Regions from separate parts of the Homo sapiens genome. Here region 1 is linked to region 2. The links are chromatin loops, found by intact Hi-C in ENCODE. Cell type or tissue: mammary epithelial cell. All regions are shown on one strand. Each heading gives the region's core, and the rest is flanking DNA. Links, peaks and the distances in the headings are about the cores only.

Region 1 (8,000 bases), core at 1-8,000, 69 kb before region 2:
ACACATAAGAAGGTCTTAATAAGTGGACAGGTAAACTGCTCATGAATAGGAAGATTCAATATGGTAAAGATGGCAATCCTCCCCCAAATGCATCTATAATTTCAATGCGATTCCAATATAAATCCTAACATGGTTTCCCATAAAACTTTATAAACATTTTAAAATTTATGTGGCAGAACAAAAGTCCAAAAATATCTGATAAATCTCTGAAAAAGAATAACAAGAAAGGGTTGCTTATTCTACCGGGTATCAGAGTTTATTATGAAGCTAATTAAGTAAAACTGTGGTTTCGGCTGAGTCATAGATAAAAGCTCAGGTGAACAGATTAAAATCCCAGAAACAAATTGCTGCATATATGAATCTGTCATTTAGTAGAATTGGCATTACAGTTGAAAGGATGAACTACTTAATAAAAGATACTGGGATAGCTAGGTTTCATATAGAAAGAAAATTAGACTCCTAGCTCACATGAAAAACAAAAAGAGACTTCATGTAGCTTAAAGAAAACATGAAAAAGAATTGCAACAACTAGAAGAAAATATAGGGAATATCTTTAAGATATTAAAGTAGGGGAAAATTTCTTAAGCAATATAGAAAAAGTATAAATTATACAGGAAAAGACTGATGACTTTGTCAAAATGTAAACTTCTGAATGACAAATGAGACAGTAGTAATGCTAAAAGACAAACTGTAGGCTAAAACAGTATATGTGTAACATACACAACAAGAAAAGGATGATTAACCCAAATATGCAAAAACAAAAAAAGTTTAAGTTAGTAAGAAAAACAGACAAAAACACCCAGTAGAAAAAAGGGCCCAAGAGCAATTCACTAACAAATATCTAAGATGATACTCAACTTCACCAGTAGTAATAAGGAAAATTAAAAATAAAACACCAATGAGATTTAATTTCACTCTTATACATTCGGAAAAAATTAAACTATCTGTCAGTAATAACTGTTGTTGAGAATGCAGAGAAACAAACTCTTAAACATTGCTGCTAGGAGCATGAACCGGTTCAATCATATCTGGAAGCCCATATCCTACAAACCAGCAATTCTACCTTGAGGTTTATACTTCAGAGAATTTCTTGCACCTGTCTATAAGAAGAAAATGGATAAACTATACTGTAGGCATACTACAGAATACCATATAGCAATGAAAAGAAATTAACTGGCTCAGACTATGTAGATCTACATGAATAGTTATCAAAAAAAAAAAAAGGTTAAGTGAAAAAAAATCAAGTTAAAGAATGATGGGTACATCATGCTGTCACTGAAACCAAATGGGGTCTGTTTGCCCATGTGCAGTGGAAAGCCAACACCGAAGCACTGGGTTTTTGCTGTGAGAAAGGTTAATCGCAAGTCCACTGGCCACATGAGAGGAGGAAATGCTCAAATGTCTCCCTGAGCTGGGGGTGGGTCAGATTTTAAAATGGGTAATAAGGCATGATCTGATTGGATCTGGCAGTGAGGTGAGGCCAGGACGCATGCTCTGGCTGGATCCTGCCATGCTGTGTCTGCTGCTTCTTAATTCAGTCCTGCTCCTTCATCCCAGCACTTAGGTTCCCCTTGTGGTTGCACATTTGGTTCATCTGGGCATGCTCAGATTATGTGCCCTTTAACCTGGGGGTCCATGGCAACTGAAAAACAACTCACAACTTTGTCACATAAAAGTTGAACCAGTTGGTCTGATGTGCTTACAATGTCATTCATAGACAAGAATTAACATACATGTAAATACCACATATTTCCCTGGTTTTATAGGCGTGTGTGTACATACATATAAAAGGAAAAAGTGGAAATGGAAGATTGCACACTAAATTCATGACAGTGGTTACATCTATGAGGCAGGGAGGGTTGTGAATTATAGGTAAGGATGCTCAATAAAGGGAATTTGACTATAATTCTATTAGTTTTCTTAAAAAATGAAACAAATACAAAAATGATAACAACTGTCAATTCTGGGTTGATGATATTTGCATCTTTGTCTTATTTTTTTTTTCTGTAATTTAAAAGTTTACCAAACTTAAAATTATAATTAAAACAAAAGCAGACAACTCCAATCTAACCATGAGAAAAATATCAGAAAAATATCCGTTTAAGGAAAGTCTACAAAACACTTGTCGAGGTCAAGAAAGACAAGAAAAGACTGAGAAACTGTCACAGCCAAGATAGGCCTAAGGAGACATGGTAATTAAATATAATATATCTTGGATCCGATCTTGGAATAGAAAAAGAGCAATGAATAATAATTAAGGAAATCTGAATGAGGTATGGATTTTTGATAACAGTAACATATAAATATTAGTACATTAACTGTTACAAAGGCAGTGTACTAATATAAGACAATAATAGGGAAAACTGGGTGTAGGGTATATGTGAACACTTTGTCCTATCTTGGCAACTTTTCTTTAAATCTAAAATTATTGTAAGATAAAAAAGTATGTAAAAAACGGAATAGGTATAGTATTCTTCCAGTTTCGTGTGAGTGTGTGTGAGTGTACACAAAAAGACAAGCAGAATATTTATCAAAAATATCAATGATTAGGTCTACATGGTGGAAGTATGGGTAGCTTTCCTTTCTCTTTCATTCTTTTATTTTTCAAATTCCTGCCTTCTAATATAAGTCAAATGTGATATACTGATAGTTTTAGCTATCAGAAACATTATCAAGACCTTGGCACCGTTTCTATCAGCACATGGTAATTATGGGCCCCATTCTCCTAACACTCACTTCCTATATTTGCCCGGGATGCTTGCTAAAACTGAGTTCTATACTAAGAATTTCCAGGGAAGAAACTTGAGAATTTATTTTTTAACAAGTCCCTAGGTGATTTTTGTGTGTGTTTGTGTCTGGTGGCTGTTCAGATAAGTTTAGGAAACTGACTCAGCTAATTCTCACTTAAAGCTCAGCTCAGTGTCAGCTCTGCTGTCAAAACTTCTCTGTCCATCTCAGGCACTTAGAATCTCCCTTCCCTGTATCCTCCCTGTACCACACACACAACTCCATTCCTGCCCTTCTAACAGTGCAGCATAGTTTTTTCTACATTTTTCTCTCTGGCTGTTTTGCATATCTTTGTGATCTCATCGAACAATAGCATCTGGTAGGCCCTCAATATCCATTATTTAGATAAATGCATGGAAGCTTAGATAGTCAGATGGGCTGCTTTTAAATAAATGGGGTGATTCTAAGAATTTCATCAGCATCTATCTTCAAGCCCCTCAATAATGGCATCCCTGGTTGCTTTACAATAGGTGGGATCAGCCTCTTTTATTATCTCTTTAGAAGGAAGCATGGGAATATTCAATTTATTCCAAAATATATTGCTTTACGCTTGGATAATGGTCAGAAAAACTGGAAGTATGAATATATATTTGAATCATCTGGGAATCTATTGAAACCCAAACTTGCATTTGATGAGTAGTGCTTACCCTGGGCCAGGCCACTCAGTGCTTGAGCTGTGCTATCTAAGATGGAGGCTCTAATCACATGTGGCCTTTGAAGGCTACATTTAAAGTAATTGAAATCAATCCAGTTCCTCAGTCATACATTTCAAGTACTCAAAGGCCACACGTAGCAGCCACTGTATTGGAAAGTGAAGACATAGAACATTTCCATCATCACAGAAAGTTCTATAGGAGAGTGCTGACCTAGATGATTCCTCTTTATACTTCGAATCAGATAGTTCTCTTATTTAAGGCTTCCCTCATCCCTCCAAGCCATATTCTGTTTGGTTCGCAGTGACAGAAATGTCCTGGGCACCAGGGATTCAGAGATGAAGAAAATGTCATTGCTGCCCTGGAACAGCTTAAAGCAGGGACTCTCAACTGGGGCGATTTTGCTGCCTAGGGGACATTTGGCAGAGACTTTGTATTGCCATTAATAGTGTGGGGGGTATGTGTGTGTCTGTGTTCATGTGTGTGTTGTGTGTGTCTGTGTCATATGTGTGTATGTGTGTGTGTGTATTACTGGCAGACAGAGGGCAGCGATCCTGGGTAGAGGGCAGAGATGATGCTAAGCATTCTACAACGCACAAGACGGCTCCCCCTCCCTACCATCAAAAATTTGGCCCAAAATGTCAATAATGCCAAAGCTGAGAAACCCTGGCTTGAAGCCTTGTTGGGGAGAGAGACACAGGAGCACAAAGTACCAATGTCATGTGGAAAGTGAGCAGAGAGTGGTAGAGCACAGCCGTCGGACTGGGAGGATTCCCAAGCTGAGTCTGGAAGGAGCTGCATGCCTAGTCATTCCTTCTATGATCTAATAATGCTTTGCCCATTCCCCTCTGCAACACCTAACACTGTGATGTATTTTAACCATCAGTTTACACATACTTCTCTCCTGTGAGACTGTGAATTCTTCAAAAGCAGGTACTGTGTTTAATGAAGTGTGCCCAGGACTTTGCTCAGTGACTGGATGACACAGTAGGAGTAACAAGAAAGTTCACATGGGTGAACCGTGGTAGGTGGACATCGTCTCTCTCACCTCTTCCCAAATCAAGGATGAAGTACATCTTCATAAATCCTCATGTGAATTATTTTGCTACCTCTAGAAGCATTTTCTAAAACAAGGTGCAGCAATCAGTTGAGTGAATTTGTCACCAGAGCTTATGTTTTCTGAAAGAACCCTATCCTCAGGCAGTTGTTCCTAAGAGGTGAGTTGTGGATTTAGTTCACATACCTTCCTTCGTGGCTTAAAATGCTCCACATGCCTGTCTCCCCAACAGCATCAGATCACCATGCAGTAAAATACCAAGTCAGAACAGCCAATGCTGAAAAGAGTGACAGTTTCCTTTCATGATGCAATGCACTTGGAGCCAGGGGACAGGGAGACAATAACTGCAAGGAGAAGTGATGACAACCCTACTTTAATATAGTAGTTCCTTTTGAATTTTATAGACTTACCCGTTAATCTCTAGAATTTTGAAAAAATTCCTTAAGTGATGTGAGCAAATAACACTTTGCCTTGGGTTAGCCTTTTCCTTTCCCTTGAAGATTCCACAAATATGTCAGCGCTGGAAATGATCCTTTGGCTTTGAACTATGTGAAGACTGCAGAAGGACTGGTTGGTAAGCACCCACATCCTGGGGTGAGAATCACATCCAGTTTATACCTCCCTGTGCACACTTGTATAAAACAACTATAAGACACACGAGAGATCTGGAAGCCAGTTCCTCATAAGTAAGAATTGGTAAGAGCTCTTAAGCAGCATGTCTGAGGTTTAATAACTCGCCCTGTCTGGAGCCTTTTGTGTGTCTCACTTTCTTCTTAGCAAAACATGAGCATTACACTCTGTGCTGGAAGATTCCCTTCCTTCTTCCGGGCTTTTGATTACCCAATCCTTCTTTACTTTCACTTCTTGCTCAAAGCAGCTCTTTCTCAGCCATTTCTAAAAAAGGTTTATGAGATGCTGCAGGGCTGTGTCTCTAAATTGGGCCCTGTGTGCCTATATCCTCATTCTCTGCAGCTGCTGAATTCTTTCTGTGGGATCAGCCTTCTTCTAAGTGCTGGGGTGATGGGAACATAGCTGTAAACTGATTTTGACAGGAAGCATCACTTCCGGCTGGAAACAAGTCCCTGGTTTATGCAGCACATAGTACTAACTGTGGAACACTGTTAAACATGTCTCATTCCGCCCCCTCCACCAGCAAAAGGCCTTGCTGCTCAGTTGTGCACCAGATGATGTGGCATATGCACATACTGGCCACTAATGACAAAGCCTGACACCATGCAGTGGACATCTCTTGGGACCTCAGCCTCTTTCTCCTGGAACTGACCCCATCCTCCCTTCGCTACATGATCACCATGGGTGGATTCCCAGCAGCCATGCTTGTAACATGCATCCTGTCCTCTCTGGCCACAGACAACTACAATACAGATGAGCAGCCCACCCAAGATTCCTTCTCTAAGAATTTAGAACTGGGAATGGAGGAGAGAAAGAGAGAGATACTGATTCTACCAGAGACAATGGGATGAGATAGCATGGTTGTTGGAACCATGGCTGGAACTGTAAAGCACAAATTGGACAGCAGATAAAGTTGGTTCACAGAGAGAGAGAGAATGATGAAGCCATAGGGATCCAAGTTTCCCTATGGCTTTCCTCACCCTAACTCCTGTCCTTCCACAGGTCAGGCTGCATTTGTATCCTGGGTCCACAAGACATCGTTTCCTTAAAACCAATCCCCCTGATTTTGCTAAGGTGAGTCGGAACAAGTTGATTTCTGTTACACACACAAACACACACCCCACATGAGACAGCCAGGTAGGAAGTGCTCCCTGGCAGAGCCTCCCTGACCTGCACACTGGGAGGAATGCACGCTGGGGTGGAGCCTTGGGAGGTTCGCGTGGTTTGCAGTGGGGAGGAGCCTGCCGCCCTCTTCCTGGGTGGAACCTGGGATTCAGTTCGCCAGGCAGGAAGTGCAGTAGCAGGACTCTGGCTTTCCGGAGAGTCTCTGTTTTTCCTTTTTTTTTTTCCCTTTTCGCCCAATAAATACCATTTTTCTCACCCTTCAAAGTGTCTGCAAGCCTAATATTTCATGGATGTTTGACAAGGACCCCGTCTTTAGCTGAACTAAGGAGAAAGTCCTGCAACACACACATGGAGCTCAGCAAACGGAGGATGTAGTAGGTAGAATTTTTAAATGGCCTCTATGATTTCTTTGCCTGGTATCCACATCTTTGTGTCATCCTCTCCCCTTCAGTTGTGGGAGGGATGTATAACTTGCTTCTGAAAAGTAGAATATAGTAAAGGTGAAGAAATCCTGCAGTTGAGGTGAAGTTAATGAAAAGGGAGATAATCCTGGGTGGGCCTGACCTAATCAGGTGAGTTCCTGGAGAATGTCAAGTAAGAAGCCTAGAGTCAGAGACTCACTCTTTCCTGTTAGCCTTGAAGAGGCAAGATGCTTCAGTTCTACAGCTGCAAGGAAATCAATTCTGACAACAACCACGTGTGCTTGGAAGACCACCACCACCATCACCACCACCACCACCCCCCGCCCCGCCCCTGCCCCTCTGAGCCTCAGATGGGACGCTAGACCCTCCCTGATTATAGTCTGCGAGACACTGAACCTGGACTCCTGGTCTATGGGAGCTGTTTTAAGTTTTAAGCTGTTAATTTTTGGTAATTAGTTATGCAGCAAATGGCTGTGTTGTTATTCCCATCCCCCTCTTCCCACCTGTCTCCTTTAAATAAAAACCAGCATTTCAGGTCTGAACTGTCATGACTCCAATCTGCTTGTCAAGATGGACTCTAAGTAGAGTCAGGTGAAGAGGCCAGGTTAGCTATATTCCTTCTTATTTTCCATCCTTCAGTCATGGCCTGAGCCTTTTCCTTCCCTGAAATCTAATGAGAATCACTCCTCAGCTGATTATCATGGACTCGATGGCTTGTCATTAAGAATACCTCAGCCACAGGCAGCAGTGAGAAGAGAAGTGAAGGAGGAGGGGTGTTTAGGAAATGCCTGGTCCTGAGGGCGGAAGCAGTTTTGAAGTTGCACCTGCTCTGACAGAAAACTCGAGTGTAAGACTTACTGATGTCATTCTCCTCAGTTCTTCATGGACGTAGGACTGTCATGGGGAAATTAGGCAAAGATTCTGCTTTGGCAGGAAGAACTATGGCTCCCTGCCCACATCCCTTCGTTCAGCTCCCTCCCCCATTGGCCAGAATACACCAAGTTGTCAGCACCAGCCGGCCCGTGGCTATTCAGAATGTCTCTGGAAACCATGAAGGCTAGGAGGCATGAGATCTGGGTGCTGGGGCTGGTGAGTCCTCTAGTAACCAACCCAACTGTAAAGAAGTAATAATATATGGCATCTGCATAATGGTCTACGGCTTCCAACTTGCTTTAAGCTCTATTTATCCTTTGGGTCTCTCATCAGCCCTGGAAGAAAAGCAGTTGTCTTTGTCAGGCCTCTGAGCCCAAGCTGAGCCATCATGTCCCCTGTGACCTGCACGTACACATCCAGATGGTGGGTTCCTGCCTTAACTGATGACATTCC
Region 2 (10,626 bases), core at 1,594-9,593:
TCTGGGCCATAAACTTAAAAGAACTGACGTCATACAGAGTATGTCCTCTGGCCACATGGAATTAAATTAGAGATGAGTAAGACATTAAGAAAAATCCTAAGTTAAACAACATACTTCTAAATAATCCATGGATTAAAAATAAATCACAAGGAAAGCTAGGAAATATTTTGAACTGAAAGATAATAAAATACATTTCAAAATTGTGGAATGCAGCTAAAGCAGTGCTTGGGGGAAATTTTAGCTTTAAATCAAATAATATGTTAGAAAAGAAGAACGTCTAAAGCCAAGGACCCAAGACTTTACCTTAAGAATCTAGAAAAAGAAAAGCAAAATAAACCCAAAGTCAGTACAAGAAGAAAAGCAGAAAAAAATTAACACAGCTGGATGGTATATCTTGGAAAAGTTAACAAAGTTGACAAATCCTTAGGTAGATTGATCAAGAAATAAGCAGAGAGAACACAAGTTACCAACATCATAAATGAGAGGGGGGTTTAACATTCAGAAATGTATGCTATTAACGCTAAAGAATAATGAAGGAAAATCACATAGTCACTTCAGTAAATGCAGAAAAACATTTAATAAATTCAATGCCTATTTATAATTAAAACACAGGATATTTGAAATAGAAGGTAACCTCCTTATTTTGATAAAGAGCACTTACAAAAGGCCTTCAGCTAACATCATACTTAATTGCAAAATATTGAACACTGTTTCCCTAAAGTTGGGAGCAAGTCAAGAACGCCCAATCTCACCACTTTGTTTAACAATGGACAGGAGGACTTAAGCATATTTAAAAAATTAAAACCTGCTGGGCGCGGTGGCTCACGCCTGTAATCCCAGTGCTTTGGGGGGCCGATGTGGGCGGGTCATGAAGTCAAGAGATTGAGACCACCCTGGCCAACATGGTGAAACCCTGTCTCTACTAACAGTACAAAAATTAGCTGGACATGGTGGCGTGTGCCTGTAGTCCCAGCTACTCGGGAGGCTGAGGCAGGAGAACCACTTGAAACCGAAAGGCAAAAGTTGCGGTGAGCTGAGATTGCGCCACTGCACTCCAGCCTGGTGACAGAGCGAGACTCTGTCTCAAAAAAAAAAAAAAAAAAAAAAATTCCAAAACGCATACAGAATGGAATTCAGAATTCAGAATGGAAAAAGTAAATGTAAAACTATCTCTATGTTAGATGACATGAGTATTCTTACAGAAATTCCTATTGTATTTACATAGCAACTACTTACCTATTAAGTGAATTTAGCAAAGTCATAGGATATCAGATTAATATACAAAGGTCAATTGCATTTTTATGTATTAGCAGCAAAGAATTGGACAGTTAAATTTAAAAAATAATTTTATATTAGTGTCAAAAGCAAAATATCTGGGAATAAATTTAGCGAAAGACATGCAAAACCTCTATACTAAAACAACAAAATATTGCTGAATAAAATTGAAGATATAAATCAATGGGGAGATAATCATGTTAATGGATTGAAAAACTCAGTTTTCTTAAGATGGCTATAATTACCAAATTGATCTAAAGATTCAATAAAATGATAATCATAATTCTACTATTCCTTTTGGTCAAAATTGACAAGATGATTCTAATTCTAAGAACCTAGAATATTCAAAGAAGTCTTGAAAAAAGAAATTTAAGTTGGATGATGTATTAATCTGTTCTCACGCCACTATAAATAACTACCTGAGACTGGGTAATTTATAAAGAAAAGTGGTTTAATTGAGTCACAGTTCCACAGGCTGTACAGAAGCATGGCTGTGAGGCCTCAGGAAACTTACTTACAATCATGGCAGAAGGTGAAGGGGAAGCAGGCACATCTTACCATGGTGGAGCAGGAAAGAGAGAAAAGGGGAGGAGCCACACACTTTCAAGCAATCAGATCTTGTGAGAACTAACTCACTATCATGAGAACAGCAAGGGGAAGATAAGAGGGAAATCTGCCCCCTTGAGCCAATCACCTTCCACCAGGACCCTCCTCCAATTTGATATGAGATCACATGACTCACATTGTTGGACGTCAAGACTTACCCTAAAGCTATAGTAATCAAGAGAGTCTGCAACTGGTATAAGGATCAACAAACAGACTGATGGAAAGAATAAGGAACCCAGAAATAAAAATAGACACATGCTTATACATTTATTTTATTTTCAACAAAGGTGCCAAAGTGACCTAATTGGGAAAGGAAGTCTTTTCAACAAATGGTGTTGAAATAACTACATTTTATATGGAAACAAATTAACCTTGCTTTAACTTATGCCGTCCACAAAAATTAATTTGTGATGGACCATAGACCTAAATATAAAAGCTAAAATTTAAAAAACTTCCAGAAGAAAATGTAGGAAAATATCTGTATGACTTTGAGTGAGGTAAAAACTAAAAAAGCAAAAATATTATGTTAGATAATAAAAATTTAAAGAAATGAAAAGAAGCACAGAAACATCATTAAGAAAATGTATAGACAAACCACAGGACAGAAGAAAATATTTGCAAAACTTACCTTAAAAAGTATTGGTATCTGGCTGGGCATGGTGGCTCATGCTTATAATCCCCACACTTTGGGAGGCCAAGGTAGCTGGATTGCTTGAGCTCAGGAACTCAAGATTAACCTGGGCAATATAGCAAAACCCTGCCTCTACTAAAAATACAAAAACTAGCTGGGTGTGGTTGCATGCACCAGTAGTCCTAGCTACTCAGGAGGCTGAGGTGAGAGGATCACTTGAGCCTGGGAGGTCAAGGCTGCAGTAAGCCATGATCAAGCCACTTCACTCCTACTTGGGCAACAGAGTGAGACCCTATCTCAAAAAAATAAAAAAGTATTGGTGTCCATGATATGCTAAGAACATCTAAAACAATAATAAAACAATTTAAAAATTTTTTAAATGGTCAAAAATTTTGGACACTTCACAAAAGGTAATAAGTGAATGGTCAATAAACACATGAAAAACATGAAATATCTTTAGTCATCAAGGAAATGCAAATTAGAACCACAATGAGATACCATTCCACATCTACCAGTGTGGCTAAAATTAAAGGCTGACAACACGAAATTTTGGTGAGGACATGAAGCAATTAAAGCTTTCATACATTGGTGGTGGGAGAGGAAAATTACATAAGAATGTTGGAAAAGATCTTGCAATTTTGTATAAAATTGCATATAGCTACCCTAAGAACCAACAATTTCACTCTTACGTATTTACTCAAAGGATCTGAAAACAAATGTTCACAGGGACATGTGCAAAAATGTTCACATTAGCTTCATTCCTAATAGCCCTAAGCTGGAAGCCCAGGTATCCATTACTAGAATACTGGCATATTCATAGAGTAAAATACTATTCAGCAATGAAAAGAAACCAACTTCTGATACAAGCAACAACATGGATGAATGAACCCCCAAAACATGCTGAGTGCACACAAATTTGCATAAAAGAATACAATTTGTATGGTTCCATTAATATAAAATACTAAAACAGGCAAAACTAATCTGGTGAAAATCATCAGAAGATTGGTTATCTCTTGGGATGTGAGATAGGGGTTTGCTAGGAAGGGACATAAAGAAACTTTCCAGAGTGATGGTTATGTTCTGTATCTTGGTAGGAGTTTGGATTGCACAGGTGTATGTGTCTAGAGGAACTTGGAAATGATACACTTAAGATCTGTGCATTGCACTGTATACAGATTTTATCTGAATAGAAACAAAGAAATTGTAAATAAATATTGAACTCTGGCTAATAATATTGAAGTATTTGGGGGGAATATACTAATGTCTGAAACTTATTTTGAAAGACAATAACAAAAATAATTAAATGAGTTGCTGGATGGATAGAGAAATGAGCAGAGAATCAACATGGGATAAAACTAACGTGGCAAAATGTTAATTGAAGAAACCCGGTGGTAAGTATATAGGTGTTCACTGTACAATTATTCTGACTTTTCTCTAAGTTTGAAAATTTTAATAGGCTTTTGAGAACAAAAAAAAATTGAAGACAATTGGCAGATTACCCATTGGGTTGAGTCCTGGCCTTAGGAAAAGACATGAGAGTCTAGCTCATAGGCAAAGGAGGCTCCTGGGGAGGAAAGGAGGCTCCTGAGTCCAGCAATTGGCCTTCTTTGCTCCATTCTAACTTTGGCAATGAACCTAGAGGCTGAGACAAAGCAAATAACCAAGTTCTTTTTCGTTCTACAAGACCCACTGGCTCATGCTCTCTCCAAATGCCTCACCAACAAGATGGTGACTTTAAGCATTCTCAGCAGATCTATTCTAGAGACCTGGAATGGAAAAGGACTGACACCATTCACTCTCCTTCTGCTGAGCACCTACTGTATGGTACTCTCTTTGCTAGGTTTCAAGGACATTATGATGAACCAAATAAAAATGACTCCTGCCTTCATTGTTCTTACCATTGATGAAACGCTGCCCGTCTTCTACTCCTATCATTATTCACACCCCAAACAAAAGATTTGCAAGTTCCCTTTGTAAGCCACTTTGACATGTCTTAAATCTGTGATTTCGAAAATCTCTAATGTTGGATCTGAATACCTCTATCTAAATAAAAAGTGCATTTTTTCTTGTTTTAGCCTCTTTGGAGTGAAACTTGACACAGGAAAATCTCAAAGCCTCAAAATAGCTGAGCAAGAAATTAGATAGAAGCCTAATGACCCAGAGTCACCTTATACTCTCCTGAAATAGAAGCCTGGGAGAAAGGGCAGCTGGCTGCTGAGCTCAACCCTCTGCCCCACTTCCAACAGAGATCACACTCATTACCATTCCTTTCCCTAGCACCCCAGCCAGAACTCTTGTCCAAAGTTTAGACCAAGGACTTGGCATCAAGAGTAGGTGATTGGCCCACTGGGTAGCTTGAAATGACCTTGAATCCCATGTTACAAATCTAATTCCTCCAGCCTCACCTTTAACATACAGAAGAAAAAAAATCCTGTCTCTTTCTCCAAATCCTTCTGTTTAGAACGCAGGCATGTTTTGAACTGATATGTTAATATTACAAATGACCCCATATTGAATGAGTGGCATTATGTTCAACAAAAAGAAAATAAAAATTGGTTGCATTTTTGAGAAAGGCTGTCACACTTTTTCCTGTAGCAACTAACCTCCTTTTCTTAACTGAATATTTTTCCCTTTGCAAAGTCCAGTCACCTGTTTGTCACCTTTGCTTACAGATTCATAGCTCTGAAAATTTCTTAGCAATTTGGTCATTTCCAGCTTCTTACAGCCCCTCCTCCTGGCTGAAATACCTTCGCTTCTTCTTCCTCCCTGCTTCCACTTCCCCAGTAATTTTCACCTCTCAGAAAGTCTAAATATCTATTTTCCTTCCCTAGAGTACTGTTTTTCAGAGTTGGATTTGGGGGAGATAATGACATGACTCAAGGAAATAAGTGCATAATTTTTCTTTCTCTGGTGCCAGTTAAGGCAATTGGTGCCTTAGGATTTTCTGAAGCTCTTTGAAAACAACAGGGTTAGTCAGATTCCAGCGATTTACCTTCTGAAGGCTGAGCATGTCTGGGCAATGGCTGCATAATTTGGATGGAGTCATCACTGATGAAGCAGAGTTGGCTCAGCCAGGCAGCACTCGTTGCTCTTTTTAAACTCCACGGCACCAGGGATGAAGTCACCTTTCTTCTTTTAAAACGAACACATTTGCTCTGTGAGTCCCTGTCACTTCTGTTAGAACTTAGTATTTTTTCCACTGCCGGTCACCAGGACTTCTCACAGGTAAGAAAATTCTTATTTAGTGGGTTTCACTCTAGGGAACCTTAACACGAGGGGGGGATTTTGGAAGGCATCTATGGGCAGAGTTGGAATTAGATCAAGAAATACTCCATTGGGTGGGGAGGGTGGCTGTTTCCATGGCAGCCGGTCCCCACCTGGTGGGGTGGCAGACCATGGCTAGGCGAAGTCAGCTTTGAGCTGCAGTGGTGGGCTCTCACAGTGGGTGTAGGAATCTAATCGGGGCTTGGTATTAGGTGCCTATTCTAAGAGCTGTATAATGAGCATGTTAGTGAAGCAACTGTAAGTGGACTCCTTTGGGCTAGGGCCATCCATACCTCCTTTGCCTTCCTACTGATTGGGTAGACTCTTAGAGAGCTGATTCTTATAAAATATGTGCAGAAAAGCAGCTCTCTGGAGAGCCTTGATTTGCTGTTTCGCTGGTGTGAATGCTTCCCTTCTTTCTCAGGAGTGTAGCAGGAAAAAAAGGGGCCCAGGATGCCTGTTCTGACATGCAGGTACCTTGTTCAAACAATGGCTGTGCTGCCGCATGCAGGGCAGAAGTGTACAAACATATCTTAGTGCCTGACCCTATGAGTTCTTCCAAGAAAATATACATGAGGTCTCTCTCTCTCTCTCTCTCTCTCTCTCTCTCTCTCTGTGTGTGTGTGTGTGTGTGTGTGTGTGTGTGTGAAGGCAGACCCTGTGCTCCTAGAGACCACTGAAATCTCCCTGCAACACTTCCTATGAGTTATATGAGTCTCTGTCACTGATTGAATCATACAACTCTTATCAGCTTTGGAAGGCTCAATAAAGACATCTTGTTTATGACAGAGGTGCCTACAGGATGATAAACGGCTTTTGGAAAGAAAGTTGAACCACTGTCAAATGAAAATGTTGAGAATTGCAGAGCCCTTTATTTCTTGGCACAGAACCCTGCCACATATAGTATTTGGCACAATCATCTATAACCTATACAGGGAGCAAAGACTCATTTAGATAAGAGATGTTTGCTTTGTTTTAAATGCAATTGCATACTGGCTGCCAGTGCCTGGTTATACATTCACCTCAGACTAGACCATATCCAGAATTCATCCTCACCTGAAATCTGCTCCCCCTTCTGTGTCCCCTAGGTCTGTGAAAAGTTCCTGGTGGTAGATTTCTGGATTTCACCCTAAACACCCCTCCAAACTTCCTCACATTTTCACATCTGATTTGGGAACACATTCAGCAGATTCGAACTCCATATTATTTCTCAAATCCATCCATTTCTCCCCACCTCCACAGATATTACCCTAGTTTAAAGCCGTTATCAATTTTTTCTAGGAATACAGAAACCTCACATCTGGGCCTCCTCTCTCCAGTCTTACCTCCCAGCAGCATCCAGAATGATGGTTCTAAAATAATTGATCAGCACCTGCACAATCCAATCAATCACTAGTCTGTTGAGTCAGTCTTCTTAATATCTCTCCAAATGGTTTACATCTCTCTACCCCACCACTACTACCTTGGTCTAACCCATCAACACGCTTTGCCTGAGTTATTGCATTATCCCCTTAGCTCGTCCCCCCTGCTACCAGGCTCACTCCACTCCTAGTATAAGACGCTCTAAGCTTCTTGTTTTACTAAGCTTTCTAAGGACATTTTTACCAGAGAAGAACTTGAAATGCTTATTACTCTATTTGGAGTTTAGAAGCATTAGCATTTTTATGACTCTTGTAGGTGCTTTAAGGAGAGAGGCCAGAATGCGAGAGGATAGGGAATGTAGAAAGCAGTGGGAAGGCAGCCTGAAGAATGCGTAAGCCTCAGACCTTGGAACCATGTGGGTCTTCATTTGAATCCCAGCTTCTCCACCTCCCGGTATGGCTTGGACCAAATGTCTAAACCTTCTTGAGGCTCATTTCCCTCAACTGTGAAATGGAAACAATACCTGCTTCATTAGGTAAATAGAAGAGTTAAATGAGAACATTTATGGAAGGCTCTAAAACATAGCAATTAAAAAATTTTAGTACCGCTCCTTCTTTCCTTCACTTTTAAGGGTTATAATCTCTAACCACCACCTATGTTGTAAGTATTCATGTGTATGTGTTTAAAACTATCTGTAGTTGGCATGGTAGGAAGGAGGAGTGGCAAAGAAATACATGCGAACTCTCTTAAGAAACTTGCAGTTTACTTAAGGAAATAAAGCCAACCTAAACAGCACATCTATAAACGTCTATAAAGCAAGCAATCTGTGATTGTAATGTGTGTAGTACTACCAATTGAGTACAGGAAACCAGTACAGTTAACCAGGAAAGGCCTGAGTAAACAGGTCTGCAAATACCTGCGGACAGAGTGTAAATAGATCTATATCAAGCAGTTTTAGAGTTAGGCTACTCAGAGATTTAAAAATCGTTGGTTGAAGTAAAAGTTTCTAAAAGGACTTGTGCATTTAGAGTGGCTTAAGGATGTGCAGATCAGTGTTTAAAATGACTACACACTCATTCATTAATCAAGCATTTATTGAGTGCCTACTCTGTGCCAGCTCCTAGACTGTACAAATTCTTTGCTACTCTTCCCACAGGAGTTTAATGCTAATTCTCCACCTCTTAAATATAGGCTAGCCTTAGAGACTTGGTTGACCAATAGAAAGAGAAGAAGGCAACATTCTGGGACAACCATTGCTAGGTTCTATGAAGGTTTACATCTTCCTTCTGGGTTTCTTGTCTCAGTTACTTTGGCAGAAGCCAACTACCATGTAGAGTCATGTGCTAGTAAACTGGCTCTCTGGAGAAAAAAAAAAGTTCCTTAATTTGCAGTGTTTGCCAATTTTCATGGTGTAAATACTCCCACCATGGCTTCCAAAATGATAGCACTGAACACAGGTTTGGGAGGAGATATGCAGAATCAGCTCTTATAAGCCAATACAAGCTGGCCCAAGCCCATGACTGCCAATTACTCTGAGACCAGCATACTGTGAGAAAGTCCAAGTTGGCCACATGGAGAGGCTACAAGGATTGAATCCCAACCAGTCCTCAGATTTTCCAGCCATTCAAACTTAGCCTTCAGACATGTAAGGAAAGAAACTTTTAAATAACTCCAGCCCCCACCACTATCTGACTGCAACTATATGAGAGACCCTGAATAAGAACCACTCAGCTCAGCCCACTCAGCCCATAGAACATTGAGAGATAATAACAATGTATATTAACTAAGTTTGGGGGTGGTTTTTATGTAGCATTAGATAATGGGAACAAGGTAGTAACCTTGTTTACTCTGAAGCCGGCTGAGATCAAGCCCCTGAGATGGTGTCAGAAATAGAAGAATCCAACCAGGTAGTTCTTTGTCCTTGCATATTTCCTGGCCTTATACCACTAACTCAAATGTTTTAGTTAAAAAGACTCGAGAAAGAGACTCATTTACTAACTCGTTTTACCGTTATAATAAAATCAGGGAAAAAACATTTCTCACACTCACACATACACTCTTCTCTCATCATCTGCCTCCATACCTACCCACCCAACTCTCCTCATACAAGGCTCTGCTGAAGATCTGCCTTGCCTGCTATATTGGCTGTGCCCAATCCTCCACATGGAATTTGTTAGGGGAAGGAGGTAGAGCAGAGACAATATGAAGTCAGGGAACTGCCCAGAGGTGCCACCTGAGGCCTGGTGGAAAGCACCTGAAGCCATGAGAAAAGAGTAGCAAAGAGGAGGGTTTTAAACAGGCTTTGGTGAAGACACATAGACTATTGGTTAAAAGTATGAATTTTGAAGTCAGATGACCCGGGTTCCTATCAGGACTCTGACATTTTCTAGTTGCTGACCTTGGGAAAGTATCTAGACATGTCTTCTCAGTTTCTTCTTCTTTAAAATCTGGATAGTAATGCCATCTCACAAGGTTCGTGTGGCGATTATATTTGTAGATGATATTTGTGGAGTGCTTAGCACAGTGCCTAATACATCTGTGTTACGTAAATGAATAACAGCTAACAGTGGCAGTAGTGACAGCGTTGGAGCAGTACTAATGATACTTTGTTGCAAGTCCCAAAGCCACAGGCTCCCTGGCAAACCCAGAGCTTCAGTTGGTCATCACTCTACAGGTGCTCAAGATAAGTGTTCAATAAATACTTATATCACACTGAATATTTACATTCTGAATATCTCTTCTACTGCCATTTTTTGTCCCTCTTTTTGCTCCTAAATGCATTTCCAAAGGCTTAAAAACAACCTCTGCATCCCATCCTCTGTATCTAAAATAATATGAATTGGGACCATGTTTTCTCATTTCTTGTGAGTCCTGTTCTTACCTTCCACTCTGTAGCAGGTAGTTGAATAGTTCAGTGCTCAATATATTATAACTATTTATTACTATTTTTAAAGTTGTGTTTAAGGAGAAACTGAAGTTAGATGACTTCTACGGGGATCCAAAGCCCAAGGTACTCCAAACATTTTAGGTTTACCAGTATACAGATAGATGCTACCACTTTGGTAGGTCAGGGTGAAGGATAAAATCACTCTTGAGAGCCAAATGTGAATATTAAGTTTTCTTGAGTTATTCAGACCTTGTGAATACAAAATTTTAATCTGTGTAATTTTAATATATGAATTGATGTTTGACAGATCCATCTCATTAAATTTATGGTTGATCTAGTTGTGGATTTTGTAAACAAAGAATCATGCAAACACTCTGGCTGTTAAAGAATAGCTGGCTTGTATATTTTTAAAAAACATTATGAAATATTTATAGATTCATGAGTCTATGAGTGCCCCCCTTCACCCAGCCTTCGCCACTGTTAACATTTACATACCTATAGTACAATATCAAAACCAGGTAATTGACATTGGTACGATCCACAGACCTTATCAGATTTTATCAGCTATGCATGTACTCATTGTGTGTGTGTGTGTTTGTGT

The links. Peaks named below come from ENCODE experiments on the same cell type or tissue, not always from the same donor. Only the 100,000 strongest peaks of a DNase experiment are listed, where the experiment ranks them.
Region 1: it touches region 2 in a loop (2.9-fold over the local background); 7 of 110 quality-filtered maps call a loop at or near these places.

What each region holds. Positions count from the first base shown.
Region 1 is chr11:94,633,697-94,641,696 of GRCh38, forward strand. All of the region lies in intron 4 of PIWIL4-AS1 (PIWIL4 antisense RNA 1), which reads right to left. LINC02700 (long intergenic non-protein coding RNA 2700) reads left to right here and starts at 4,347. Exons shown (of 6, transcript NR_187352.1): 1 at 4,347-4,657. RefSeq lists a silencer at 174-374 and an enhancer at 6,319-6,818. In mammary epithelial cell, for the core only: no CTCF peak of the experiment used is centred there; no DNase peak of the experiment used is centred there.
Region 2 is chr11:94,700,861-94,711,486 of GRCh38, forward strand. All of the region lies in intron 1 of PIWIL4-AS1 (PIWIL4 antisense RNA 1), which reads right to left. It also overlaps a transcript of AMOTL1 not described here. Among named protein-coding and RNA genes, the nearest start is that of PIWIL4-AS1, 34 kb to the right of the region's middle. RefSeq lists an enhancer at 5,124-6,323. In mammary epithelial cell, for the core only: CTCF peaks have their summits at 5,247 and 6,260; DNase peaks (open chromatin) are centred at 5,531 and 6,241; H3K4me3 peaks cover 2,933 bases; H3K27ac peaks cover 2,797 bases.